Linked DNA regions of Homo sapiens: regions 2, 3 and 4 are each linked to region 1. Evidence: chromatin contacts called from ENCODE Hi-C or POLR2A ChIA-PET data. All regions are on one chromosome and are shown on one strand. The core of a region is the stretch at or near the end of the contact, and the rest is flanking DNA. Distances in the headings are between cores, read along the strand shown. Region 1 holds the start of HSPA2-AS1 (HSPA2 and ZBTB1 antisense RNA 1). Region 2 overlaps PLEKHG3 (pleckstrin homology and RhoGEF domain containing G3). Region 3 overlaps SPTB (spectrin beta, erythrocytic). Region 4 has its middle 32 kb from the start of PLEKHG3.

Evidence for each region. A loop is a pair of places that touch in the nucleus more often than their neighbours do. ChIA-PET counts read pairs that join two places held with the same protein, here RNA polymerase II (POLR2A). Pooled maps may share reads with other maps.
Region 2: a pooled map shows a loop between it and region 1 (2.4-fold over the local background). The contact joins the enhancer-like site here to the promoter of HSPA2-AS1 in region 1. A Hi-C loop is called at or near these places in 1 of 50 pooled maps. POLR2A ChIA-PET finds 5 or more read pairs at or near these places in 8 of 52 experiments (A549, AG04450, BJ and 4 more).
Region 3: a loop to region 1 is called in a map of ascending aorta, with 12 times the contacts of the local background. The contact joins the enhancer-like site here to the promoter of HSPA2-AS1 in region 1. A Hi-C loop is called at or near these places in 27 of 168 maps with a recorded cell type or tissue (A673, CD4-positive, alpha-beta T cell, Caco-2 and 22 more), 7 of 37 single-sample maps with no recorded cell type and 37 of 50 pooled maps. POLR2A ChIA-PET finds 5 or more read pairs at or near these places in 7 of 52 experiments (A549, AG04450, Caco-2 and 4 more).
Region 4: a loop to region 1 is called in a pooled map, with 4 times the contacts of the local background. The contact joins the enhancer-like site here to the promoter of HSPA2-AS1 in region 1. A Hi-C loop is called at or near these places in 11 of 50 pooled maps. POLR2A ChIA-PET finds 5 or more read pairs at or near these places in 11 of 52 experiments (A549, A673, AG04449 and 8 more).

Annotation. Positions count from the first base shown.
Region 1 is chr14:64,535,194-64,542,476 of GRCh38, reverse strand. It overlaps HSPA2-AS1 (HSPA2 and ZBTB1 antisense RNA 1), which reads left to right and starts at 2,109. Exons shown (of 4, transcript NR_110550.1): 1 at 2,109-2,160. HSPA2 (heat shock protein family A (Hsp70) member 2) reads right to left here and starts at 1,736. Exons shown (of 1, transcript NM_021979.4): 1 at 1-1,736. The coding sequence starts at 1,627. RefSeq lists an enhancer at 1,592-1,701 and a silencer at 1,872-1,961.
Region 2 is chr14:64,716,940-64,723,797 of GRCh38, reverse strand. All of the region lies in intron 1 of PLEKHG3 (pleckstrin homology and RhoGEF domain containing G3), which reads right to left. Among named protein-coding and RNA genes, the nearest start is that of PLEKHG3, 16 kb to the right of the region's middle. RefSeq lists enhancers at 4,847-5,764, 6,684-6,858. Within about 2 kb of position 2,302, at least 27 of the 41 ENCODE cell types and tissues checked have a DNase peak (open chromatin) inside an H3K27ac peak, as active enhancers do; they include PC-9, where a contact is called at or near this core.
Region 3 is chr14:64,760,410-64,766,739 of GRCh38, reverse strand. It overlaps SPTB (spectrin beta, erythrocytic), which reads left to right. Exons shown (of 36, transcript NM_001355436.2): 32 at 1-14. Among named protein-coding and RNA genes, the nearest start is that of MIR7855, 22 kb to the left of the region's middle. RefSeq lists an enhancer at 1-373 and a silencer at 6,298-6,330. Within about 2 kb of position 1,824, at least 13 of the 41 ENCODE cell types and tissues checked have a DNase peak (open chromatin) inside an H3K27ac peak, as active enhancers do; they include A673, ascending aorta, dorsolateral prefrontal cortex and 3 more, where a contact is called at or near this core.
Region 4 is chr14:64,669,160-64,676,172 of GRCh38, reverse strand. No RefSeq gene overlaps it. Among named protein-coding and RNA genes, the nearest start is that of PLEKHG3, 32 kb to the left of the region's middle. RefSeq lists enhancers at 1-286, 287-787. Within about 2 kb of position 2,297, at least 10 of the 41 ENCODE cell types and tissues checked have a DNase peak (open chromatin) inside an H3K27ac peak, as active enhancers do.

The sequences.
Region 1 (7,283 bases), core at 860-3,359:
TTTTGGCCGCGACTCGGTCGCGATTCGCCTCATCTTCCGATTTGTACCGCTCCGCCTCCTGCACCATCCGGTCAATGTCGTCCTTGCTCAGACGACCTTTGTCATTGGTGATGGTGATTTTGTTTTCCTTACCGGTGCTCTTGTCGGCGGCGGTAACGTTAAGGATGCCATTGGCGTCAATGTCGAAGGTAACCTCGATTTGGGGGACCCCGCGAGGCGCAGGGGGAATCCCGGTCAGGTCGAACTTGCCCAGCAGGTTATTGTCCTTGGTCATGGCCCGTTCGCCCTCGTATACCTGCACCAGTACGCTGCTCTGGTTGTCCGAGTAGGTGGTGAAGGTCTGCGTCTGCTTGGTGGGGATCGTGGTGTTCCTCTTGATGAGTGGGGTCATGACACCGCCAGCTGTCTCGATGCCCAGCGACAACGGGGTCACGTCGAGTAGCAGCAGGTCCTGCACATTCTCTGATTTGTCGCCGATGAGGATGGCCGCCTGCACCGCGGCGCCATAGGCCACCGCCTCGTCGGGGTTGATGCTCTTGTTCAGCTCCTTGCCGTTGAAGAAATCCTGCAGCAGCTTCTGGATCTTGGGGATACGAGTGGAGCCGCCCACCAGCACGATCTCCTGGATCTGGCCCTTGTCCAGCTTGGCGTCGCGCAGCGCCTTCTCCACCGGCTCCAGGGTCCCGCGAAAGAGGTCGGCATTGAGCTCCTCGAAGCGGGCGCGCGTGATGGACGTATAGAAGTCCACGCCCTCGTAGAGCGAGTCGATCTCGATGCTCGCCTGCGTGGACGAGCTCAGGGTGCGCTTGGCGCGCTCGCAAGCGGTGCGCAGCCGCCTCACGGCGCGCTTGTTGGGCCCAATGTCCTTCTTGTGCTTGCGCTTGAACTCCTCCGCCAGGTGGCTCACCATGCGGTTGTCGAAGTCCTCACCGCCCAGGTGGGTGTCGCCGGCCGTGGACTTCACCTCGAAGATGCCATCCTCGATGGTCAGGATGGACACGTCGAAAGTGCCACCGCCCAGGTCAAAGATGAGCACGTTCTTCTCGCCGCCCGCGCAGCCCTTCTTGTCCAGGCCGTAGGCGATGGCCGCCGCCGTGGGCTCGTTGATGATGCGCAGCACATTGAGCCCCGTGATGGTGCCTGCGTCCTTGGTGGCCTGGCGCTGCGAGTCGTTGAAATAGGCCGGGACCGTTATGACCGCGCTGTGCACCTTGCCCCCCAGGTAGGCTTCCGCGATCTCCTTCATCTTCGTGAGGACCATGGAGGATATCTCCTCTGGGAAGAAGGTCTTGGTCTCCCCCTTGTACTCTACTTGCACTTTGGGCTTGCCTCCCTCGCTCACCACCCGGAACGGCCAGTGTTTCATATCCGACTGCACTGTGGCATCCTCGAATTTCCGTCCAATCAGCCTCTTGGCGTCGAAGATGGTGTTGGTGGGGTTCATGGCCACCTGGTTCTTGGCGGCGTCGCCGATGAGGCGCTCGGTGTCCGTGAAGGCCACGTAGCTGGGGGTGGTGCGATTGCCCTGGTCGTTGGCGATGATCTCCACCTTGCCATGTTGGAAGACCCCGACGCACGAATAGGTGGTGCCCAGGTCGATGCCGATAGCCGGGCCACGGGCAGACATCCTGACTGAAAGGCGAGCGACGTTAGGACGGGAAAACCAGGGAGATGAACTCCGCGGAGTCAACTAACGGCCACCTCGAACCAAGCACCACGGGCACTACCAGCAACTCAGCTCCCCGCGCCCAGTTCCCGGTTCTTATAGCCGCCTCTGGGAACTCCCAGACCCAATCCGCTCCCGGGACCGCCCTCACAAACTCTTCCAGCTCCACCACAGGCTTGCCTAGGTCGGAGTGACTGGCCCGTGACCCAACAGATTTCAAGTTGGACGAGGGGCGGGACTCCGGCCCCCGCCAGGAGACAGAGGGGCGGCCGTTATGTAAATGAGGTTCCTCCCTGACTCTCGGCCGCCAGGCCGTGGTGCCTCGCGCGCCTCCTGCTGCTGGCTGGCGTTAGGCGCGCGCTCCCAGAGCCAGGTGTACGCGCTTTTTCGCGGTCTTTGCCCTAGCCGACGTGCATCGGATTGGCAGGGCACGCGGCCAATGAGCAGTGCGGACTGAGGCGCGGCACGGGGAGGAGGCGTGGAAGGGGATCCCGGTGAGGAGAGCCACTGGGAGAGTTCGCTCAATTCCTGAGGTTTTAAATGCAGTTCACTGCTAGGGTGCCGACTCACTGAGCACGCAGGGGCGGAGGAATTCATTCTGAGTTGGTTGCACCGAAGAAATAAAGCTCGAGCAGCTTGTTTTCCCCGGCGCCGTCCAAGGGGAGGGAATAGGGAATTGGGGTGGCTGGGGTGGGGGGTGAGGGCGGATCCCTTGGACGGGGATTAAAGAAAAGAAAAAGTCTGAACCGGCGGTCGGCCTCCTGGGATTTTATGGTGGGTGCTTCACTGCGTCTCAGTGGTTGTGAGCGCTCGATTAAAACTGCCTGGCTGGGGCCGGGCGCAGTGGCTAACGCCTGTAATCCCAGCACTTGGGAGGCCGAGGCGGCCGGATCACGACGTTAAGACATCGAGACCATCCTGGCCAACATGGTGAAAGCCCGTCTCTACTAAAGATACAAAAATTAGCTGGGCGTGGTGGCGCGTGCCTGTAGTCTCAGCTACTCGGGAGGCTGAGGCAGGAGAATCGCTTGAACCCGGGAGGTGGAGGTTGCAGTGAGCCGAGATCACGCCACTACACTCCAGCCTGGGCGACTGAGCGAGACTCCGTCTCAAAAAAAACAAAAAAAAACCCCACTGCCTGGCGGGCGGAGAGAACCTGAGCCCAGGGCGAGGCCGACCGTTTTCCCGCGCCGCGTGAGGGCGGCTGGCGGGACGGCAGACAGGGGTGTGGCGGCGACTTGTCCTCCGAGGAGCCTGCATTTAAACCCTTCCTGCCTCACTCTTCCTTTTTCCTGTTTGTCCTGCCGCTTTAAACTCTGGTTTCGCCTTCCTGTTCATTCCATTGCTTATTTTAGGTCGCAAGTGCTTTATCCACTGCTTTGAGTTTTTGACTGGAAAACCCATAATATAATCAGTCAAAACCCACACGTTGAAACACCATAAAGTCACCCAGTCTCGGTCACCCTGGCACACACGGGGTTGTGATCGTGACCTAGTCATGTTTCTGACTCCGCTCAATGGAATGGAATGATTTTCTTTGGCTGTGCTGAGGTTAATATTGGAGGCATAAACCCTCCGAGAAGGTAGATGAAAAGGAGCGCGATTCACTTCCTCCTGTTTAACAGGAATGTGAGGACAGGTCTGGAAAATACCCTGGCACCAGGTAATAATCTTTAGAAGCAGGCTCCCATATAAATGGGCTCCTGGACGGGTGTGGAGGCTCATGCCTGTAGTTTCAGCACTTTGAAAGGCCGCGGTAGGTGGATCACTTGCTGTCAGAAGTTCGAGGCCAGCCTGGCCAACATGGTGAAACCCCGTCTCTACTAAAAATACAAAAATTAGCCGGGCGTGGTGGCGCGCGCCTGTAGTCCCAGCTACTCGAGAGGCAGAGGTTGCAGTCAGTCGAGATTGCGACACTGCACTCCAGCCTGGGCGACAGAACGAGACTCCGTCTCAAAAAAATAAAATAAATGGTCTCCAGGAGGAAGCAAAGACAGCGATCACTTTACATAATATGTGTGGGGAGGCTGGGGAAGTCCTTCCATCAAGCTTGAACAGGTACCTACTACGTGGCAGTAAAAAGCCAAATGAAATGGCCTGGTCTTCAGAGGTGGAGAGTCTAATAAACAGGTAAACATAATTTGGGAGAAGCGCTGAAAGCAAAGCGCCATGGGAACACAGAGGGGCACACCCAGGCTGATGGAAAAGTGCGTTGCTGAGAGCTACCTGGAAGAGGTGGCATGCCTAATCCGGGAGCTGAAGTTCGCCAGCAAAGAGTAGGAAAGCCATTCTTTACATAGGTTGTGTATGGGCGAAGATGAGAGCAATGTTTGCTGGACTAGGATTTCTGTACAGAAGATTAGTGTCACTAGAAGGGAGGGATACAGGCAAGCAATAGGCTCTTCAGGTGGATAGGATACATCTCAGAGCTTTTTGAGCCATGGTCTTTTTCCTGAGGCTTTGGGCTGGGAGCACCGTCCTTTAAAGCAGGCTAGTGATGTGCAGCCATGTAAAAGCTGTATGAAATGGCGCTGGAGAAAAGCTTTTGTCAACCCAGAAGTTATCTGTGACCAAAAAGTAATGTTGAGAGAATTCTATAAAGTCAATGAACATTTAAGATTATTTTATCTAGTGGTGTATATCATTTCCAGTTTTTAAGAACATAATTGGTTATTAATCGGTTAATGTCATCAGTTAGTACTAATTTTAACCATAATTCCTATCCTCTTTTCCATGAATTTGAAAAAATTTTGAAAAAGGGGACGTTTTAAAGAAAATATTAGAAAGGCTGGACGCGGTGGCTCATGCCTGTAATCCCAGCACTTTGGGAGGCCGAGGCGCGTGGATCACGAGGTCAGAAGTTCAAGACCAGCCTGGCCAAGATGGTGAAACCCTGTCTCTACTAAAAATACAAAAATTAGCCGGGCCTGGTGGTGGGCGCCTGTAATCCCAGCTACTTGGGAGGCTGAGGCAGAGGATTGCTTGAATCCGGGAGGCAGAGGTTGCAGTGAGCTGAGATCACGCCACTGCACTCCAGCCTGGGCGACAGAGCAAGACTCTGTCTAAAAAAAAAAAGAAAAAGAAAAGAAAATATTAGGAAAACAAGGATAAAACCCAGACTTTTCTAATTGAAACTGTCATAAATTGTGAGTACAGATCTCTTGATTTTATTCTTGGAAATTCTTGTCTTTTGTGTAGTTTGGGGGTGGGGGGTATTTGTTTGGTTTTTTTTGAGACAGAGTCTTGTTCTGTCGCCAGGCTGGAGTGCAGTGGCTCACTGCAACCTCTGCCTCCTTGGTCCAAGAGATTGTCGTGCCTCAGCCTTCCAGATAGCTGGGTTACTTATGTGCACCAGCACGTCCATCTAATTTTTATATTTTTGGTAGAGACAGGGTTTCACCATGTTTGCCAGGCTGTTCTCGAACCCCTGACTTCAAATTGTCTGCCCATCTTGGCCTCCCAACGTGCTGGGATTACAGGCCTGAGTTTTTCTTCTCTCTTTTCTTTTCTTTCTCTTTCTTTCTTTCTTTCCTTCTTTTTCTTTCTTTCTTTCTTTTCTTTTCTTTGTTTTTTTAGAAAAGGGAATTAGTGGGCTGGAAGCAATGCATATTCTTTGTAGAACTGATGATATATGACTTAGAGATACAGTCTCAGCTACAACTGAAACAAAGAATGTGAGAAACACAAATTCTTTAAATCTCTTGCATTCAGTCAGCCCTCAACACACCTCAAGCAAACCAAGATTGCAAAAGAGCAAGCAGGCCAGAGTTCTCACATAGAATCACTAAAATTAGAGCTTCAGAGGAATAGTTTCTTTTGCACAATAACTGTGCTACCTCTGTGCCCAGATATTACAAACACATCTTGCAATCTGACCACCACATTCATCTTTAACACAGGTTTCTGAAACCACAGTAGCAATTATACCCACATTTTCATTAGCCATGTATATTTTTTTCTGCCCTAACTTGTGTTTTGTATGTTCCATAGTTTAAGAGGCATCCTAAGCTTTTCCCAAAAAAGACACTGTATTTGTATTTTGGGTTTTTAAAAATTTGTTTGTTTGTTTTAAGAGACAGGGACTTGCTGTGTCACCCAGGCTGGAATGCAGTGGCAGGCTCACAGCTTGCACAAGCGATCCTCCCACTTCAGCCTCCGGAGTAGTTAGGACTACAGGCATGCACCACCAAGCCCGGCTAATTTTTGTATTTTTGTAGAGATGGAGTTTTGCCATGTTGGTCAGTCTGGTCTCGAACTCCTTAGCTCAAGCTCTCCACCAGTCTCAGCCTCCCAAAGTGCTGGGATTACAGTAGTGAGCCACCACACCTGGCCAATATTTTTTCTTTACATTAAATATGATCATGCCTTTTATTTAGCATTACTCATTGTGGGATTTATTCTAAGGAAATAATAGAAAATGCAGGTAGTATTATTTATGTTAATGATAATAGAAAGGAAATGGTTTAAATATCCAAAAATAAGAGATTACCTAAATTATAGTACATGCATATGATGAATTCTTACGCAGCCGTAAAAATGGTTTACAAGATTTTTAATGACACGGAAAAATGTTCTTGGTATAATTAAGTGAATAAAATATATGAAACTTGTATCTTCTTATATGTAGGATAATCTAATATAGATTTAAAATGCATCAAAATTGGTTATCTAGAAGGTAGAATTATCAGTAATTTTTCTAAGTTTCCTTACTGTGCTTTTACAATTGATTTTGAGAACTTGACTATTAACAGCTACATTAGTCCATTTTCACGCCGCTGATAAAGACACCCGAGACTGGGTAATCTATAAGGGAAAAAAAGGTTTAGTGGACTCACACTTCCATATGGCTGGGGAGGCCTCACAATCACGGCAGAAGGCGAAAGGCACATGGCGGCAGGCAAGAGAGAATGAGAACCAAGCAAAAGGGGTGGACTCCCCCGAGGGCTGCGGTACTGTCCTGCTCTCCAGTATTTGCAAGGGCCGAAAGGTGTACCAGCATTTCAGCAAGGCCCGGGAACCCCGCACAGCCACACCAAACCCTATGTCTGCTCCAAGGGCTGGAAGTTCGAGTGCATCAGAGGCCGACAGGCCAGCCGAGGCTACAAAAACTAACCTTGGATCCTACCCTCTTAATAAAAAGATTTTGGATGCTGAAAAAAAAATCAGATCTTACTCACTACCACCAGTTACATGGCAGCAGGCAAGAGAGAATGAGAACCAAGCAAAAGGGGTTTCCCCTTATAAAACCATCAGCTCTTACTACCACGAGAATAGTATGGGAGAAACCGCCCCCATGATTCAATTATCTTTCACCACAACACATGGGAATTATGGGAGCTACAATTCAAGGTGAGATTTGGGTGGGGACACAGCCAAACCATATCAACAGTTGAAACAAAGTCTATTAGTCTTACATAGAAATTATTGCTGATTTTCAACAAGTGAACTCTCTCTTTGGCAGATTATAAATACTAGGGTGTTTCAAAGTATTTTTAAAATCCAAAGACTAAGGCTCCACAGATTAAATGGTGGAAAAAACAAGAGCTTTAACATATGTCAAATCCTCTGTAATTAATTCCTAGCACCCAGAAGAGTGCCTGGAAAGCAGTAGTAAATC
Region 2 (6,858 bases), core at 1,053-3,552, 180 kb before region 1:
CAGGCATGATGGCTCACGCCTGTAATCCCAGCACTGTGGGAGGCAGAGGGGGGCAGATCACTTGAGGTCAGGAGTTTGAGACTGGCCAGGCCAACATGGTGAAACCCCATCTCTACTAAAAATACAAAAATTAGCTGGGCATAGTGGCAGGTGCCTGTAATCCCAGCTACTCGGGGGGCTGAGGCAGAAGAATCGCTTGAACCTGGAAGGCAGATGTTTCAGTGAGCTGAGATCGCGCCACTGTACTCCAGCCTGGGTGACAGCATGAGACTCCATCTCAAAAAAAAAGAAAAAAGAAAACTCTTTCTCAAGTCCTATACTTGTGAAACCTTCTTTGAGCAGGTCCCCAAAGACTTTTCTCTTTTTTTGAGGCAGGGTCTCCCTCTGTCACCCAGGCTGGAGTGCAGTGGTGCAATCACAGCTCATTGCAGCCTCGACCTCAAGCGATCCTCCTGCCTCAGCCTCCTAAAGTGCTGGGATTAACAGGTGTGAGCCACCACACCCAGCCAGGCTTTCTTTTTGATGGGCCTAAGCAGCAGCTCAGACATACACCTTTAAGGATCCAGGGGCAGAAGAGGGGGAGAGAGGGAGGTTTCTTTTCTTTTTCTTTAAATTTAAGCCTAAACCACACCACACCCTTCCTCCACCCACACCTACCCTCTGGAGGAGCTTCCCTGAATATTGCAGGTGCAGAGGCAGGCAGGCTACAGCAGGCCCCTGGATTCCGAGCACAGCAGACTGGGGCCACATCCTTCCCCTCCCCACTACGCCTCAGCACCATGCCCCATTCTGACCCAACAGGAAAGAAAAAAGGCACACCCTCATAACCCACAACAGCCTCAGTGTTCTGTCCTCAGGTCTCCTGTCACTGAGGCAATGGGACCCTGCTCCTCCCCTATCCCACAGGATTACGGGGAGCCTTCTGGAACTCTGTGTCTCTGGTCTTGGGGAATGCCCAGGAGTCAGCCCACTCCCACTGGCTCTCCCTCCCAGGCCAGTGAGTTGAGGACAAGGCAGGAGAGGGGAAGAGGACACTTGGGGGTGAACCCTCTGGTGGGCACACCAGACTCCCCAGAAAACATTCTGGTTCAGAGGCTGATGTCGTCATTTCATCCACTGCCCTTCACCCCACACTCAAGAATGAGAAGCCACACCGCACCACAGCTGCTTTGGAGCCAGGCAGAAAACGAGCAAGGAGGGTCCCCATGGGGCAGCTGCTCCAAAGGCCCCAGCTGGGGAGGAATCCACACGGCACCTGCACACAGGGAAAGTCCTCGTGGCCAGGCGCAGTGGCTCACGCCTGTAATCCCAGCACTTTGGGAGGCCGAGGTGGGCGGATCACCTTTGGTCAGGAGTTTGAGAGGAGTTTGAGACCAGCCTGACCAATATGAGGAAACCCCATCTCTACTAAAAATACAAAAATTAGCCGGGTGTGGTGGCATGCACCTGTAATCCCAGCTACTCGCGAGGCTGAGGCAGGAGAATTGCTTGAACCCAGGAGGTTGCAGTGAGCTGAGATCGCACCACTGCACTCCAGCCTAGGCAATGAGAGCGAAACTCCATCTCAAAAACAAAAAAAGAAAGGAAGAAAGAAAGTCCTCACTCAGGAACGGCGATGGCGCAGCCCTCCTGTGTGGCCTTCATCCCTCAACTACATCATCTGCTAAACATTCCAAGGGCTCTCAAAGCCAGGGTGGCCCAGCGGCTTTTGTCCTTCCCCCAAACAATCCCCAAGACGGCACTTTCGGAATCCCTTCAAAAAGGGTGCCAGAAGGAAGCAATAGAGAAAAGCTATAACTTTTCCAGAAAAAACAGTGTGGGAGCAATGTGAACTTCCAGAGAGAGATCTCTCTCAACTAAGATCTCAACTAAGATGGTGAAATCCCTCGGCTGTGCTCTTACCCACAGCTCGGCACCACTCTGGGCCACCCGGCTCCCAAACTGTCCCCAGAGGCCCAGCTCTTGCCTGTGTGTTCCCACTGCTCCCTGCACCCTAGGGGCTCTCCTGGGGGAGGGGAGGACCCCCTCCTAGGGGACCCTTGCCCCCTTTCCCAGCAGTTTCCTCACTCTGACCCCTCCCATCCCTCCTGGAGATTCAGCAGCCCTGAGCACCGTAATAAAGCGCGAGAGAAGGCTCCCCGGGGAGTGACTTTGTGTGCATGTGAGCAACGTGACTGCCTGCAGAGGCTGTGCCAACAGTGTGACCAAGGTTTCTGGGCCACCCAAACCCAGCCCAGCTGGTTCAAATTCATTTTCCCTCAGGAATGCATTTTCCCACCACCTAAGAGCAGCAGGGCCCATGTAGTCTGGCTGGGTCCCTTGCAGCAGGACCACAGCTGCCAGGAAGGAAAAGGATTGTGTTGCCAGGGGAGCCCTCCCACATGGACTCCAGGAGAAAGCCTGGGCCTGCAACTGAAGTCCAGAAAGTTCCCTCGGCCTGACCTTGGAAGGAAAGGAAAGCCAGGCACCTAGCTCAGAGGGAGGGCTGTTCATCTACACCCCCCTGTCCCCACCTACCCAACATGTGCCCATGTTGTCTCCCAAACCTGGAATGTGTCCCCAGACCCTCTGCCTATACACATTTAGCAATCATCTCCTTCAGAGAAAGGCCTCCTCAACCATTTCCCAACATACACACTAGTGTAAGCTGAATAATGCCCCCACCCAAGGATATCTACAGCCTGACCCTCAACCTATGAATGTCACCTTATATGGCAAAAGGGACACATAGAAGGCAGATGTGATCAAATCAAGGATTTTAAGATGGAAGATTATCCTGGATTAGCCCGGTGGGCCTGATGTGATCATAAGGCTCCTCGTAAGAGGAATCCGGCAGGAGTCAGAGTCAGACAGAAGTTTGACAATAAAAGCAGAGGGACAGAGAGAAGGGAACTGGAAGATGCTACACTGCTGGCTTTGAAGATGGAGGAAGGGGCCACAAGCCAAGGATACAGGCAGCCTGGGAAGCTAGGAAGAGCAAGGAAACAAATTCTGCCCTGGATCCTGCAGAAGGAACCCAGCCATGCAAACCCAGTCTGACTTCTTACCTCCAGAACTTTAAGACAACAAATGTGTGTTGATTTAAGCCACTAAGATTGCAGAATTTGTTACAGTGGCAATAGGGAAGTAATATACTCCTCTGAACTCGAAACACCCTATCACTTAAAGCATTGGTCTTGGGGCTTGATATGTACATGCATCTCTTCTGGACAATACAGTAAAACCCAGTGGGCTGGGCCTTCTTTCCCATACCTTCCCTTCAGCCCCAGAGAGCAAGGCACATTAGGTGTTCAATAAATGCCTGCTGGAAGGACTCTGAGATGGCGCCGGGATGAGCTCACCACTCACACAGTCAAGAGAAAGGTAAACAGTGGGTGAGGTCAAGACCAAAGCCAGTTCCTCCTAGCCTAATGAGTCTCCACATTAGTCACTGCCAGCAAGTTTCCGATCAACCAAGAAGCGCCAGGATTGATGACTGCTCATTCACCCCGGTAGTCCCATCCTACTTGGCCCCAGACAGGGAGCTAGAGCACGGCATAGCTGCCCCGCTGGGCTACATACTAGGTGACCAGCCACAAGAGACTGGGAGGAAGGGGAAAGTAGCCAAGTTTAGAAAAGGGGCTGTGATGATCTGGTCTCCCTGCAAATGTCCCAGGAAAAGCAATCTGCCAGGAAGTTTCATGTAAACATATGCTAAAGCCAAATGGGGGCAAGTATTGTTTATTATAAATTGCTCTTGTTCACAGCCAGTGTAGAGGTAACTTGGCTGCCAGCACAACTTGTCACTATGCAATGTGCCCCAAAACCGGAAGAGCCAAAGAAAGCCCTAAAAGGTGTTACTAGAAATTACCCCCTGGAAATCACAGACAGATCCAAAGTTCCCAGAGGCCCCACCTCTCTCATCTTGAGGTCAAAAAGGTTCACAGGACCGCTGCTACTTACCAGCAAAGTTCAAGAACCCAGCCCTGCAAATTCGCCATCTTTCCGGCCTCATCCCCATTTCAGGGGCTGCTTGTTTTGAGGCCTCTAGGCTGGAGCGGGGTGGGTGGGTAGGAGGAAGCTGCATTTTACTACTGCCTCAGGTTCAAAGGCACTGGAGAATCTCGGTGGGAACCAAGTGGGTGTGGAGGGGCCCCCACTGGGTCCCTCTGCTTCCTCGGCAGAAAAGAGAATATGCACAGATGCAGTAGAGCCCACAGAGGTCAAATGCAGTAAACTCATCCACAGGCTGTGGAGTCAGGCAGACCCCATTTGACTTCCAGGCCCTCCACTTTTCCTGGCTGTATGTGGCCTTGGGCAAGTCACTTCACCTCACCAAGCATCAAGTTCCTCATGAGGAAAATAGGCACAGTAATACTGCCAACCTGACTGGGTTGTCTCCAAGGTTGAGATGACACAAGTAAGTAACCCGTACATCTGACACACAGTAAGCCCACCGAGAATGGTGGTGGTGGTGATGATGATAACGGATAAATCACTTATTTGTTCTGCAAGCATCAAGACAATGAGATTTTTCTGCCTTGTACCTACCATGTTTGACCCACATCTCAAATTAATAATAATGATACAAGTTAAACTTGGTGAACCAGCATGACCTAACCTTCCCCCACCACCCGTGTGTTTATCCATCTTCTATGATCTCAACATCCATATAGACCATGATCTTCTAAGGGCAGACACACAGCAGTTCAGCTGGAAAGGAAAAGTAGTCTGACACCCATACCCAACAGGAGGTCAAGCCAAGAAATGAAGTATTAAGTGAGTCCGAATCCCGCAGCTATAGCAGATCCCAGAGGCGCATTCCTCTGGGATCCACACGGAGAGACGGCATGTACTACTGGGAGCTGGAGAGAAACAGGGCCAGGGGGCACCGCAGGCCTGAGCAAGAGCAGAAGTTAAGGCAACTTGAGAGAGCAAAAGCACAAGTGATTAACAAAAACCATCCTTGACACTGGTCCGTGGGTTTTAAACCCATCTGCAGGGTAGACATCTGGGAGGGCCAGGGCATAAGACAAAACAGCAAGGTACTGGGAAAGGCTCTAGTGCGGACCCATTCCTAAGTCACGAGGAATATCAAAAAAAGGAAAAGCAGAAGAATGTGTATGAAAGAGCCCAGGGACTACAGCCAGCACTCCTCCAAACTACCCTGGCTCTGCCTAGCCACTGTATGATCAGGAGCAAGTCAGCGGGCTCTTTGTGCCTCAATCTCTCTCTGATTTGAAGATAACCCTAGTAATCTTCCAACCTAAGCTGTTTACCAAGCACCTACTGTGCACAAAGACATCATGGCAGCCCTGCAGTTAGGACAAGTCACACACAGACTCCACTCTTCAGAGCTTATATGCTATAAGGCAAAACAAGACAAGGCATCTGTAAGAAAAGGAGGGAGAGAATCCAGGCATGAGCAGTATGGGAGTTCAAGACTGCCTCCAGTTTGGGAATTCATTCAACACTCCTGAACATGAATGCCAGGGCCTGGGGATATGACATGAAAAAGACATTGTCCCTGTCTTTGAAGAACTTGAACTTCAGAAGGAAAAATGGCCATATAAACAGAGTATTCACAAAACAATGCCTTGAGTCCTAGTACAAAAGCATGAATAAATAAACTGTGCTAACAGAAGGAGTAGCTAGTGCTACTTAGGGGACCAGGAAGCTTTCTAGGAGAAGGTGACATCTTAGCTGAGTCATAAATGACGAGTAAGCTTTGCCAGGTGAAGAGATCTGAGTGCATTTGCTGCCAAGAGAGCAGCTGAGTCCCGAGAGGACCCAGACCACCCCCACGCCCCGGGCAACTGGCAACAAGAGGCCAGGCTGCAAGGCAGGCCAAGGACAGATGGAAGGAATCCACGTGGCTTTGTGGGAAAGGACAGATCCAAGCCAGGTCTGGAAGAACAACTACCAAGACACGTGGAAATGGGGCTCCATGAGACGAGGTGTCAGAATGTGCCCTAAAAAGGTCCAAACCATGATATGGGCTGTGGCTGCAGGTGTCCCTAGAGCCAGGGAGTGTTCAAGAAGAATGCAGAAGCCCAGGAAGGTGCTGGCTATTCAGAGACAGCTTCGAGGAGGAGCGAGAGATCGAGGGAACATTAGCTAGAAAGAATGAGACCCATTCCAACCCTTGCAAAGGGGGAAGAAATGAGACCCAATATGAACGTCAAGAGATGAAACTACATTTAAATTAACTGCCTCTAGGAGCAGGAAGAGAACACCTACCCTAGAAAACTGAGATGCCAGTTCTTAAATGGAAGAAATCTCTCAGAGGAATTTCAGGCCAGCAGCTCTCAACTGGGCTGGGGGAGGAGTTTGTGTGCATCTTACTACCCAAGGGTTTTTTCCTTCCCCCAGTTCTCACTTTCCCTTCCCAAGCCCATCAGAATGGTGGCTTGGAGGCAAGGCTGCCAGGGCAATTCCCTAAAACACAACTCCCTTCCCAATTCCAAGCATGAGCATCCAAACCCAGAAAGTTATGTAGACAACCCTGGCCTTCCCCCTCCCTCAGGCCTCGCCTCTTCTTCGAAGGTGATACAGCAAGAGAAGAGCTCCAACACATCCCCTTTCTTTGCCCTGGGCTCTGACCTTGGGCTTGGTGCCTGACCCAGAGAAGTTAGGAAAGTGGATTTTCCAAAGCAGACCTTATGGACTCACACACACACACACACACACACACACACACACACACGTGTAAATTCCCAAAGGCGGCCAGCCCTTCAGCCAGCAGGGCCACACACACTTCCCCTATCCTACAGGGCCCAGGGGGCCCCTCTCTACCCATAGCTCCTTCCCCCATCCCCCATGTTCCCCGCTTCCCCTACTAAGGGGCCTCACCAGAGACGCCTAAGAAACTCATCCAAC
Region 3 (6,330 bases), core at 575-3,074, 220 kb before region 1:
AGAGAACGTCCCCGGTCAGTCTCTGGTCTCGTTTGTCTAGTTCCTGGGAGTCACTGCAGCCAGAGCCCTCTCACCCCTACTAGGCTCAGCCCAGGTGGAGGCGAGATGAGCTGGCGCAGCCCCGCCCTCCATCCTCCCCACATCCCTGCAGCCACCTCCCAGCAGAGCAGGCTACGTCCTCACTGAGGTGTTCTTCATGAGAGTACTAGCCTCCTCCACTCCTCCCCACAGCGCAGAGGAAACAGGCCAGCCCAGTGACATGACGTTATTAGTTTTGTTTTACCTAATGTAATAAATTTTATTGTATAAATATATCACCATTTACATGAGGGGAAACACTAGCCAGAGATGATTAGTGCATTTCTGTACACCGTCCTTTTCCCCATTTTCCAACTCCTTCCTCTAGGCAGTACTCACCCCCTGCACCCACACCTACACACAGGCACATGCCCACACACACATGCATGCACACACAAATACACACCCACATGCACACACACCACACACCCCCATATATACAGACACCTCACGCACAACCACACACCCACATACACATACACACACACATACACATACACACAAACACACCACACCCACCCACATGCACCCACACCACATCCCCATACACACATCCACACACACCCACACACGCATACTCATACAGACCACACCCCCCATACACACCTCACGCACACCCACACACCCACATACACACATATGCACACACAAATATGCACACACCACACCCATCCACATGCACACACCACACCCCATACACACACATCCACACACTCACACCCACACACATACACACTCATACACACCACACCCCCACACACACACACATGCACACACCGCAACCTCCACACACACACACACATACATGTGCACACACCACACCCCCACACACACACACACTCACACACACACACACCCCAATCACTCAGCTGTCCCATCCCACCTGCCCCACCACAGGCATCTTCAGTGGTGAAGTGGGGGTGCCCATCCTTGTAGGCGATTCTTTCCCCCTATGCAGAGCCCTCTCCTCTTTCCACCGATCTGGCCTGAGGCCTGTGGGTCAGTGAGTCTGGATATGGAGCTGGTTCTGGGGCAAGAACAGACTTGAAGGAAGCCTGCAAAATTGAGGAGAATCCCAGGGCTTTGAGTAACAGAGGTCAGCCCCCCAACTTGTCGGAAAGGAGGATGAGCCAGAGGCCTGGCTCAAGGGACAGGGAGAGCCCAAGACAGCAGCTGCCAGAGGCCTAGGGCATGCGCCTCAGGACCTTACCTGGAGCAGGCCCCTTAGGACTCCATGGGGTCTGTGCAGGGAGCCTGGGAGGCTGTCACCCAGGCTTAGGGAGCTGCTCTGGGGAGCAGCTGACCGAGAAGAAAGCAAGAATTCAGCACACGGCTTGCACGGCTTCCCCCTGCATGTCCCCGCTGTGGCAGGCTGCACTGGGGGCCAAGGGAGCCACAGATCCTTCCTGCAGCCCACCTCTCCAGGTGTCCCGTGAGCCCGCCTGAACCTGGGGGTGAGGTTAGGAAGACTGGCATTCCACATGGAAGTTTCTGGTACACCAGTCACACCCAGAAACATATACAGATAGTGAGGCCTCCCTTTTTCAGCCCTTCTCACCCTCTGAGAGAGACAGATGCCCTCCCCACCCACCCCCATCCACCACCCGCGCGCGCGCGCGCACACACACACACACACGCACACACTCCTCTGTGGCCTCCAGCCTGGCCAGAGGCCTCCCTTTCCTAGCTGCACCAGCCCACCATGCCCAGCAGAGGGCACTGCTGGGCTCCTGCTGAAGGGTCTCTCCCAGAAGTTCCCTCCGAAGCTCCCGTCATCGCATGTGGGGTCGCCTCCCTGTCTGTGGTGGACTGTGTCCCAGCCCCTTTTTCCCAGCAACAGCCCCTGCCGGAAGGAGAGCGAACTCTGGGGGGCCGGCACAGACTGCGGACACGGGCTAGGGCCCTGCACCCTGCCCCCGCCTGCTTCTGCCATGCGTCCCTGTGTGTCTGCATGTGGCGGTGTCCTGGTGTGCGGGCTCCTCTGTGAGCACCAGAGCGACTCCATCCACTGTCTGTGTCATCTGTGTCTGTGCAAATGTAATTACTTGTGCATCAGAGCCGCCTCCAGCCAACACCTGAATGTCACTGGGTTGGGGGGAATAAAACCTGTTTGGACCTGATGATCTCTTTGGGGGAAGAAGTGAGCCCACATTTGAGACCCTTTCCGGAGAGCCAGCCACTCCAGCAGATGGGAAGACTGGCTTGTGCCCGGTACCGGAAAGAAACCAGATGGTGACTCAAACGAACACAGACCCAAGGCCTCACGCACAGATTTCCTGCTGCTGCTCCCTTCTGAGCCTTTTGTTAAGTTCTCATGGGGATCCACGAACCTCAGAGGGAGGGCCTAATACCCCATCCACCTTCGATGCAAGAAAGAGGAGGACAGAGCCTGTCGGGAAAGCCCAACCTGGCTCTAGAAGGCTCCTTGCAAGCCCAGTGGCTGGTCCTTCCAGCCTGCCTGGAACTACCCCTTCACAGAACCGCAGGCCTCTCCCAGGAAGGGATGGCCAATGGCTGCGCCTCCCCTTGGGGATAGTCCTGGGGGATGGTGGCTCTCCTGCTGGTCCTCTGTGTGTGGTCTGGTGTCGGTGCCCTACAGAATAGATCCATGCGGTGTTGCTTCATGTACAATCCCTCACTGTGCATGTCGGCTTCCTGCTGGGGGGAACTGATGGGAGTGGACCAGGCACCCCTGCTCCTGTCTGGACAGCTGCACACCACAGGGTGGCACCCCACCCCAGTCCTCCCCTTCCCCACGTGTGTGTGCACGTGGTGACTGAAGCTGCCATCCCACACATCAGCCTCTTTCTCAAGCACATCACTGCACGGTCCCACCGCCTTCCCTCACCTCTTGCCTTTTTACATTAGAGCACGTTCTGGTAAAGGCCAATCCGTTCATACAGGTAAGTGCATGGGAGGCCAGGCAGAAGAAACAAGACCTCACTCACGAAAGACAAAACTGCTGGAGGGGAAGTCAGGACATCTGGGTTCTAGTCCTTAATTCTGTTGGTAACTTCCTGCGTGATTTGAGATAAAAACCACCTAATCCCCTGAGTCTCCGCGCTCTTATAAAGCCTTCTCTGGAGAATTACGGAAAGTCTGGAACATTTCTGTATGTCAGCAATTTAGCAAATTACAGGGAGGGGCTGGGAGAGGTGGTTTTCACCACTTTCCTCTTGCCTGGTGCTTAGTGCTGTGGTACCTGGCTGGTCTCAGGTACCCACTGGTGTGAGACGGGAGATGGGAAAGAAGTAGTAAAGGGCTGGGGTGTTTGCCTTCGTCCCTGTGGGGGACTAGAGGTGGGGCTGCACCTCTGCTACGGTAAGGACAGTGCCCTGAAGGAGGCCCAGGTCTGCGAGGGAGCCCTCGGCAGTGGGCAGGCAGACCTGCTCCAGACTAAGCATCTCCCCTTCACCTGGGGCTGTGGCCCTGGGAAGCACTTGGGGGTCCTGCTGAGCATCCCCCACCTCCCAGGCTCTGGGTGCCTCAGAAGCCCCAGTGTAATGTGTGGTGAGAGGCTGTTTTCTCCTGGGAGAGAAGGAGGTGGATTGCATGGAGAAGAAATGGTGTTGATGATGCTGCAAGTCCCCCCAGGCTAAAGGTCCCTAGTGCACAGCCCTGCGCATCTTCCTGTCCACTGTGCCTGATTCTGGTTTTGGGAAGTGAAGTGTGAACTGCTCTGAGAACTCCCTCAGCAGGGCTGCGGTGATGCCATGTGTGACGTCCCTGAAAGGGATTGGTGCTCCTAATCACCTTTGCTAGGGCTCACTGTGTGGGATAAACATACCCTGCCTGCCTCCAAGCCCCAAGGCTAGATCCAGGCTGTAGTGCAGACGGGACCCTGGGATGCCAGGTCACTCCAGAAAGCAGCTGCTGGGTGCCCCCTCGTTATCAGCCTTCTCGTCAGGAAGTCAGGGAAAGCTCTCTTCCCCAAGGGCAGCTCACAGATGCCATTCTTCCGCGTGGCCTTCCAGCACTGCCTGTGCAGCCAGCAGCCCTGGAGAAAGGGACTGAGTATCTCGCTAGGGCTGAACGTAGGAGCTGAGACTCCTAGGTCCCTTGCGTCTCCATTCCCATAGGATTAAAGGTTTATGTGGCTTCAGGGAAGTAACCAGCACTTACGAACGTGAGGCGCTGAGCAGGCACTGGACTTGTAGCCAAGACCACCTCTTGGCCGGTGTCTGGCTGGCTCCAGCTGCTGCTGCCCCTTGGCAACCTGAGCACCTCCCCCAGCAGCAGCCTCCCTGGCAGGCAGCCAGGAGCTTTAATCAGCAGCCAGTGGTGGGGCTCTGACGTCCTTGGATGGAAGAGATGTGGGTGTGGAGACAGCAGCTGTGTTTCTTCTCGCCTGAACAAGCTCTCCCAGTCTTTCCTTCTCCTCCTGCTACTCTTTCAGACATTTTGCAGTGAATGCAAATCCTATGTTTGTTGGTAATAGGCAGACCCAGCTGGAAACAACATCAGTTTTCCCCAAAACCTGGGCATGTTCCTGTCTACCCAGTATGCCTGAGTCAGTGTGGCAGGGGTGTGTCTGCCTATACTCTGGCACTGCGCCTGGCTCCCTGGAGAAACCTGCCGTAGGCTCTTTCTGGACACCTGCCCGCTGCTGGGCATGTCCCTTTCTCCTTGCTGTGGTCAGATTTAATATTCCTGGCCCCTCTGTTCTGACGACTCTTCCTAAGTTCTTCCTTTCCAGCTGTGTTTCAGAACATCCTAGATACTGATGGCCTCAGGATGAGACTCAGTTAACATTGGAGGCATCTCAGAAATGGGTTTGAAGTGGACGATGTGACCACTGGGTGGCAGATCTGGATGGGGGAGTCAGTGTCTTCTAACTCTCTCTAATCTTTCAAATGCTGAGTGGCTGGCTCAGGGCCACTGAGCGACTAAGCAGCCAGCAGCTCCTTCAGGGCAGGGACCTGAAGAGGCCACACAGGTGGTGGGCATGGTGAAGACAGCTCCCGAGGAAGCCTCATTCTCTTCTCACGCCCTGGTGACAGTGGACCAGGTTTCTCCTCCCCTGCACACTGCCATTCCCCTTCCCCTCCATTCACTTTACCAGGTGCCCTTCTGCCCTGCATCCCTACCTGTCATCTTGGCCAGGCCCCCCAGTTGCCATCTCAGACAGACATCTGGACTCTGGGGTGCAGTGTTGCACTGGACTGCTCCCCTAACCCACTTCTCATAAGAGCCTTTCCCCATCCCTTGGCCTGCAATCCAGGGGACTCCTCACCATGTATCCCAGCCTCAGCTCCCCGCCCTGGCTCTTTCCCCCTGTTCAGCAACAGCTTCTGCTTTCTCCTTTAAGGCGTCTGTCTCTGCCCACCTTAAGTTGCCATCTCTTCATCTCTTTGGCTGCCCTCAGCTCAACAAACCATTTCTTTTTCTTCTCTTGCAAACAACTGTCTTCTGAACAGCCTTTCCAACCCACCCAGTGACAGCCCTTCTCACCCAAAGGACAAGAGCTGAGATATCAGACACCGGGCGAGGGCAACACTTCTTGGCGGCCAGAGTCACTTCTTGGCTGCTGGCTCCCCACATCCCACAGTCACCAGCACTCTTTGGTTGCCTAAGGCATCTAGCAGGGGGTCTTGTTTGGCCCCAAGCCCGTCTTCCAGCTCTGGCATGATTATGCTGCCTCTGTCAATCAGCCATGTGTTTTGCATAAGCCAGGATCATCTCATTTAGACTGTGAACCCCATCGGGCAGGTGCTTTCCTCTGGAGTGAGGATACAGGTCTCCTCTCTTGCAGGAGAATTAGTAAGAACACAGAGTTTGGTGCCAGACAGACCTGCGACCTCAACATTCCTCACTAATGTGTGACTATGGACAGGTCACTCATTCTGTACGACCCCCAGTTTCCCTCATTTGTAACACAGGTGTAATAACAGTACCTGCCTTACAGAGAGGCTGGGAGGATTGGAAGAGACAATGTAGGTAGAGCAGCTGGCACTGAGTAGGTGATCATTTAAGTCCCTTCATTTTTCTCCATCCCCCACCTCAGTCCTTCATCTCTTAAAAGTAGCATCCTCCATGTGAATTCTAACATGAATTCAGTTGTGGCACGATGCATCCCGTTGCTGCAGTCAGCCTGTTTCTGGGGTGCATCCTCAGGCCCTGGTTCTCACTGGTGTTACCTTTAGAGAGAAGACCTTGTCGCCTGTGTTCTTTGCTTGTAAATGCATCCGGGTTCTCTGAGCATCTTCAGAACCTCTGAAACACCCTGTGGTCCGGAGCCAGGTTGTGTTTCTC
Region 4 (7,013 bases), core at 1,048-3,547, 130 kb before region 1:
TCTCGCTCACTCTGTCACCCCAGCTAGAGTGCAGTGGCATGATCTCGGCTCACTGCAACCTCCACCTCCCAGGTTCAAGCAATTCTCCTGCCTCAGCCTCCTGAGTAGCTGGGATTACAGGCGTGTGCCATCACGCCCAGCTAATTTTTGTATTTTTAGTAGAGACAGGGTTTCACCATGTTGGCCAGGCTGGTCTCAAACTCCTGACCTCAAGGGATCCACCCGCCTCGGCCTCCCAAAGTGCTGGGATTACAGGCGCACCCGGCCGTGCCCCACTTTTTGATTGGAGCCCTGGAGCAGTCAGTCGCCTTCCAGCATGTCCTTATGTCCACCTGGAGTGGCTCCAGCAAAGTAGAGACAACAGCAAGGTGTGTTGAAGCTGGGACAGGGACCTTAGGTGTTCCACCCCTTTCACACTGCCCCACCTCAGTTCCCCTTGGCTTGAGTGCGGCTGGGAGAAACCCAGAAGTCCCTAGGAGGCCCTAGGGAATGCACAGGTGATTGAGAGCTGAGAGCCTGTGGACCTGCCTCAGGCTGAAGCCCAGAGATAAATGGAAAGCACTGGGGACATGGGAGGGGTTCCGGTTTGTATCTACAGGACCAGCAAAGCTGGCACAGGACCCACAAGCCGGGTAAACCACCAGGTCCTCCCAGCCAGACCCCTGACTGTGGATGTCAGCAGATGTAAAGGCCACTGAGGACCAGAGGGCAACACAGAGCCCTGCACCCAGAGTTATCCACAGGGTGGGGCTGGGAGCGGGAGAGGCAGGAAGGGGACACACCCAGAGAGGAGGTGACAGTCCAGGCAGGGACTTGGCTGAAATTTTATCCAAGAAGAGGCTGAACTAACTTAATAAAACTAACTAAATAAAACTTAATAAAGCGATTCTCCTGCCTCAGCCTCCTGAGTGGCTGGGATTACAGGCATGCGCCACCATGCCCAGCTAATTTTTGTATTTTTAGTAGAGACAGGGTTTCTGCATGTTGGTCAGGCTGGTCTTGAACTCCCAACCTCAGGTGATCTACCCACCTCGGCCTCCCAAACCTGAGAGGCGGAGGTTGCAGTGAGCCGAGATCACGACGTTGCACACCAGCCTGGGCAACAAGAGCGAAACTGTCTGAAAAAAAAACGTAACTTTCAATGAGTTTTGGCAAATGTGTACAATTGCGTAACTATCACCTCAGTTAAGATAAGGACAATTCCATCACCCCGAAAAGGTTCTTCATACCTTTGTGTAGTCAGTCATGCTCCCCTTACCCCCTCACCGACCTGATGTCCATCTCAGTAATTTGGCCTTTTCCAGAATTTTATATGAATAAAATCATGTAAAATGTAGCTTTTTTTTTTCTTTTTTTTGAGACAAGGTCTCACTCCTGTTGCCCAGGCTGGAGTGTAGTGGCAAGATTTCAGCTCACTGCAACCTTGACTTCCCAGGTTCTTGTGATCCTCCCACTTCAGCCTCCCGAGTAGTTGGGACTACAGGCACAACCGCCACACCCAGCTAACATTCTGTATTTTTATAGAGACAGAGTTTTGTCATGTTGCCCAGGCTGGTCTTGAACTAGGCTCAAGCAATCCACCTACATGAACCTCTCAAAACGCTAGGATTTCAGGCTTGAGCCACCGCGCCCAGCTTGTGCTAAACTTTTAAACGTTATTTCCTTTACTATCTCAGCTTCCTCCTCCTCCACTCAGCCTTCTCTGCGAATTGCTTTATATGGACAAAACTGGGACCAGCAGCAACCTCCACAGCTGCCCCAACCCCACCACCAGACCCTTGTGTGACAACAGTCCCCAGGGTCATGGGTCTGGATCGTTGACATTCTAATCTTATTGGTTCTCTGCAACACTTTCTTTGGGTTATTTCTCTCTTTTTTTTCCCCCACCTCTTAGGACACAGAAGCTCTTTCTTCAGATCCCCCCCACTTATAGCCCCCTCCTCTCCTCCTCACCTGTTGGCCCTCTGCCCTGGCAGCCTGGTTCCCCAGGGAATCCATGCACAAGGGCCTCCCTCCCTTCCATGCACTCCTCCCCTTCTGCACAATCTTCCTCCTCTCTTCTCATCGTCTGTCTTCTATCACCTTGTTTTCTGTGCCCAGGCCCTCTCGTGATCTCATTTGCCACAGATACACCCTGCTGCCCAGCTCCTGCCCGCAGGCATCATTTGATCGATGGGTTTGAGGTTTGTTGACAGTTGGGGTTTTTCTCTCTCAGTGAGGAAGAAGCAAGAAACCTCAACACTGCAATTTCCTCAACTCCCAGTGACGGTGACAAATTCTGAGGCTCCAGGGCGGGGGCTGTGTCTTCACATGCCCTGTGGAGTGTTGTCCTCACAGTGGTAAATAAATAAGGAGGTGAAAAGGTAAGACAAGAGGGAGCAGCATCTGTGCTTAGGGGCAGGGCTCAATTTGTCTGATGTGGGAGGACCTCAAAGGTGTCTCTCTTCTCACCTAGGCCAGACATTTGCAAGCTGACTGCCCTAAAGGAGCTGTACACACCTTCTTCATCCACCATGTGCCTTAGCAAAGGGTCACACCCAGGGAACTGAAGCTCTCTCTGTGTCTCTAGGGGTGGGAAGGCAGTGTCTGTGGTTATCCACCTCCATTCAGAGCCAAGTGAGTTCAGACTGCTGGGTTCTCGTCCTAAACTCTTTCACCGACTACCCCTGAGGCCTTGAGCAAGTGACCTAACCTCCTCCTCGTGCTTCTGTTTCCCCATCTTTACAATGACAGTCGTCATGGGGACAAATTCACTGGGTTGTAGTACAGATGGAATGAGAGCAAGCCGTCGCGCAGAAGACGTGCTCAACAAATGGAAACCACTGCTATCATTTTCATTCTTATTATCTCAATTTAGGAAACAAGGATCCCGACATTGCAAGCTATTCCAGGTGAAGCTAAAAAGAAGATAATCCCCAAGTCTCTGGGTAAAGAAACTCACTGCCACCCTCAATCAAATCAAAGCCAGATTCCGTGATGTTGGTAGTGAAGGGGAAGTCCCCCCAGGGGTGGGGTGGAGTGAGGTGTGGCTTTCCTTACCCATTGGTGGTACCAGTGAGACGAGGGAGAAATCTCCCAGGAAAGGTGAGCCTTGGAGGGCAAAACACAGCCAAGAGATCTAACCGCTTTTCCCATGTGGAGAGTCTCCTGCCAGCCAGAGCCAATCTCAGGAAATATGAGTTCGATTTTATTAAGGAAACCAACACGTTTCCTTCTGTCTAATGTAGCCTCTGTGTTATTCACATTGTTGGCTCCCAGGATGTGAAATGTCATCCTAGTACAGAACCCAGAAAAGAGTGGGCTGAATGTCTCTTTAGAGAGCTTTAGCCAACTATTTAAAAAAGTGGAGTCTACCTTCCTAACAGAGTTAATAATCACATGCCTTTATAGGAAGCAGTAGTAATAGTTGTGGTAATAATAACAGCTGACTTTTTCTCTTAGCAGTTGCAGTATAAGGTTCATAACCATCCTGTTAAGATGGTATTATTTATAGTCATCACTCAGTATCTTGCTGGGATTGGCTCCAGCACCCCCTTGGATACCAAAATCCACGGATACTCAAGTTTCTGATATAAAATGGTATAGTATTTGCATATAACCTAGGCACATCCTTCCATATACTTTTTTGTTTCTTTGTTTGTTTGTAACAGAGTCTTACTCCTTCGCCCAGGCTGGAGTGCAGTGTCATGATCATAGCTCACTGCAGCCTCAAACTCCTGTGCTAAAGCAATCCTCCTGCCTCAGCCTCCTGAGTAGCTGAGACTACAGGTGCACCACAGCACCAGGCTGATTTTTTTTTTAAGTTCTTATAGAGACAGGGTCTTACTAATGTTTACGAGGCTGATCTCAAACTCCTGGGGCCTTAGGCGATCCTCCTGCCTTGGCCTCCCAAAGTACCGTTATTACAGATATGAGACACTGTGCCTGGCCAACTTTCCTATACTTTAAATCATCTCTAGATAACTTATCATGTCAAATATTAATACAATGTAAATTCCATGCAAATGGTTGTTATACTATATTGTTTTTATCTGTATTATTTTTGTTGTATTGTTGTTTTTATTGTTGGGTTTTTTTCAATATTTTCTATCTGTGGTTGGTTGAATCCACAGATGTGGAAACTGTGGATATGGAAAGCTGACTGTATTAGAATTTTATAGAACAAGAAACTAAGGCTTCATTAATTTAAATAGCCTGCTAGGATCATAAAGATGGGAGGCATTCTCCAACCCTTGTTTGATTCTGGATTTGAACTTGGGTCAGCTTGAATTCAACGCCAGAGTGCCTAACAGTATTTTGTCTCTTAGAGGAGTCTAGATTGCAACTGCATTTCAACCTAGTAAGAAAAGCATGTATAAGATCTGCTTTCTTTCTGATCTCCTCTGGGTATTTGTTTTCTTATGAAAGTCTGAGAAAGTCGCAAAGTTCAGCCCCAAAGAATGAACAAGTGGTTCATTTCTGCCCCCTAGAGGAGGTAAGGAAGGTCATGGTTAAAATGAGTGTTCAGAATCGCAATAGATCCAGCCCTGCAATAGAGCCAAACCTAAAAACAAACTACTTTCAGTTCATGAAAGGGAGGTGATAATGGGTTAGGGATTATCTGGATCAAGAGTGAGAACAGTGTATCAGGGTCCTGCCTGGATATATACTGGATATATATATATATATAGTGTGTGTGGAGATATATATATATATATAGTGTGTGTGTGTGTGTGTGTGTGTGTGTGTGTGTGTATATATATACAGCTTGCATATATATATATACAGCTTGCATATATATATATACAGCTTGCATATATATATACAGCTTGCATATATATATACAGCTTGCATATATATATATATACAGCTTGCATATATATATATATACAGCTTGCATATATATATATATATATACAGCTTGCATATATATATATATACAGCTTGCATATATATATATATATATATACAGCTTGCATATATATATATATATATACAGCTTGCAAATATATATATATATATTTACAAGTATATATATATATATATATATATATATATATATATATATATATACACTGTTCTATCAGGGTCCTGAATAGACTCATTCTAGTCTAGTATTCAGACTAGAACTTTCATCTTTAACATGTGCCCCAAATGATTCTTTCACTAAGGCAACTTTGAGAAACAGGTGCATATAATTTATTCATCCAGCAAGGGCTTGAATAACACCTTCCATCCACAAGCCACTGTTACTAAGGCATTTGCTGGACCCCAAGGGAGTGGAGTCCACATCCCTGTCCTGAAGAAGCTTGGTCAATTACACTATCTCTCAGGGCCTTGCCTTTGTTATTGAGAAAATGGCTCATCTCTAAATGGTGTGAGAGCCAGGAGACCCATGTTGGACGTGCAGACAGGGTGCACTTTACTTAATCTCCTTGGACCTCAGTTTCCTTGTCTACAACATCAGAGGGTGAATACTCATCAAGCTTCCTCCTGTGGCAAGATTCTGAAGTTCCCAGGCCCTGTGGAGAGCGTACAGGGAAACCTTACTTAGGTGACCTGCTTAGGAGTCTGGTCTCCATGACTGTGCAGATCCACCTCCTGCCAAATGGCTCATGACAATCCCAGGAGCAGGCTGTGGTCTCCCTGATCCTGAGGTTCAGAGCTTTTGGTGTTCCCGTCACTGGCATTCACGCCACACTGTAGGAGCCTTCTTTTCATTGATGTAAACTCTGTTCACAAAAAGGGTCTGGGGAAAATAAAGTTGATTTGGAAAAAGAAATTTCTCTAGAAACCCAAATAAGGCTTCTTATTTCTAGAAACCCCCAAATAAGACTTCCTGAAATGTGGAGTCAGATGAACCAGCCTTTAAATCCTAGCTCTGTTACTCAATAGCTGTGTGATTTGAGGCAAGTCATCCATTTTAAACTTGGTCTCTTCATCTGTGGAATGGACATAAAAAGAGTACCCAAAGCTGGGTGTGGTGGCATGCACCTGTGTTCTCAGTGACTTGGCAAGAGGCTGAGGGAGGAAGGTGACTTGAGCCCAGGAATTTGAGGCCGTAGTGCACTACAATCATGCCTATGAATTGCCACTGCATTCCGGCTTGGGCAACATAGTGAGACCTCATCTCTAAAAATATATAGGTATAATAGAATAGTTTGTATCTCACTGAGTCATGGTGAAGATTAAATGAGACTAGACTAATACCTGGTGCATAATAGGTATGCTGAAATATTTCCTTTTTTTTTTTTTTTTTTTTTTGAGACGGAGTCTCGCCCTGTCACCCAGGCTAGAGTGTCGTGGCGCGATCTCGGCTCACTGCAAGCTCCACCTCCTGGGTTCACGCCATTCTCCTGCCTCAGCCTCCCGAGTAGCTGGGATTACAGGCGCCTACCACCACGCTCGGCTAATTTTTTTGTATTTTTTAGTAGATACGGGGTTTCACCATGTTAGCCAGGATGGTCTCGATCTCCTGACCTCGTGATCCGCCTGCCTCGGCCTCCCAAAGTGCTGGGATTACGGGCATGAGCCACTGCGCCCAGCCTATTTCCTATTGTTATTACGATTAATACTGCTGATGCTAGTTTTACCTTCAGAGACTGTTACAATTGGAAAATAAAGAAACAGTTCATAGTCAGGACCCCACCCAAGGATTTAGCACCCAAATCACTCCAGAGAACTCCAGCTCGACCTTGGCAGTCATCCAGGATGCCACATGTCCTCTCACTCTTGTTTAAAGATGTCCTAATAGAGCCAAACTTCTTTTGCCAAATTTCTCAAAATGAGTCCTTTAGTGGATCCTTGGGCTTATAGTACCACTACCACATCATCCAAGGGGCATGGCCATCTGGGTTTGAGGTTACAGAAAAAGAGAGGGGCCTAGGACCAGGGCCAAGGCAAGCTCATAGACACTCCTTGCAGGAGCAAGGTCAACAAGCAAGACCCATGAGGACTGAAATAAGGATCTACTTGACACTCAGATTGACTGCATTTGGAGAGCCAATAATTGCTGCCTTTGCCCTTATAATAAA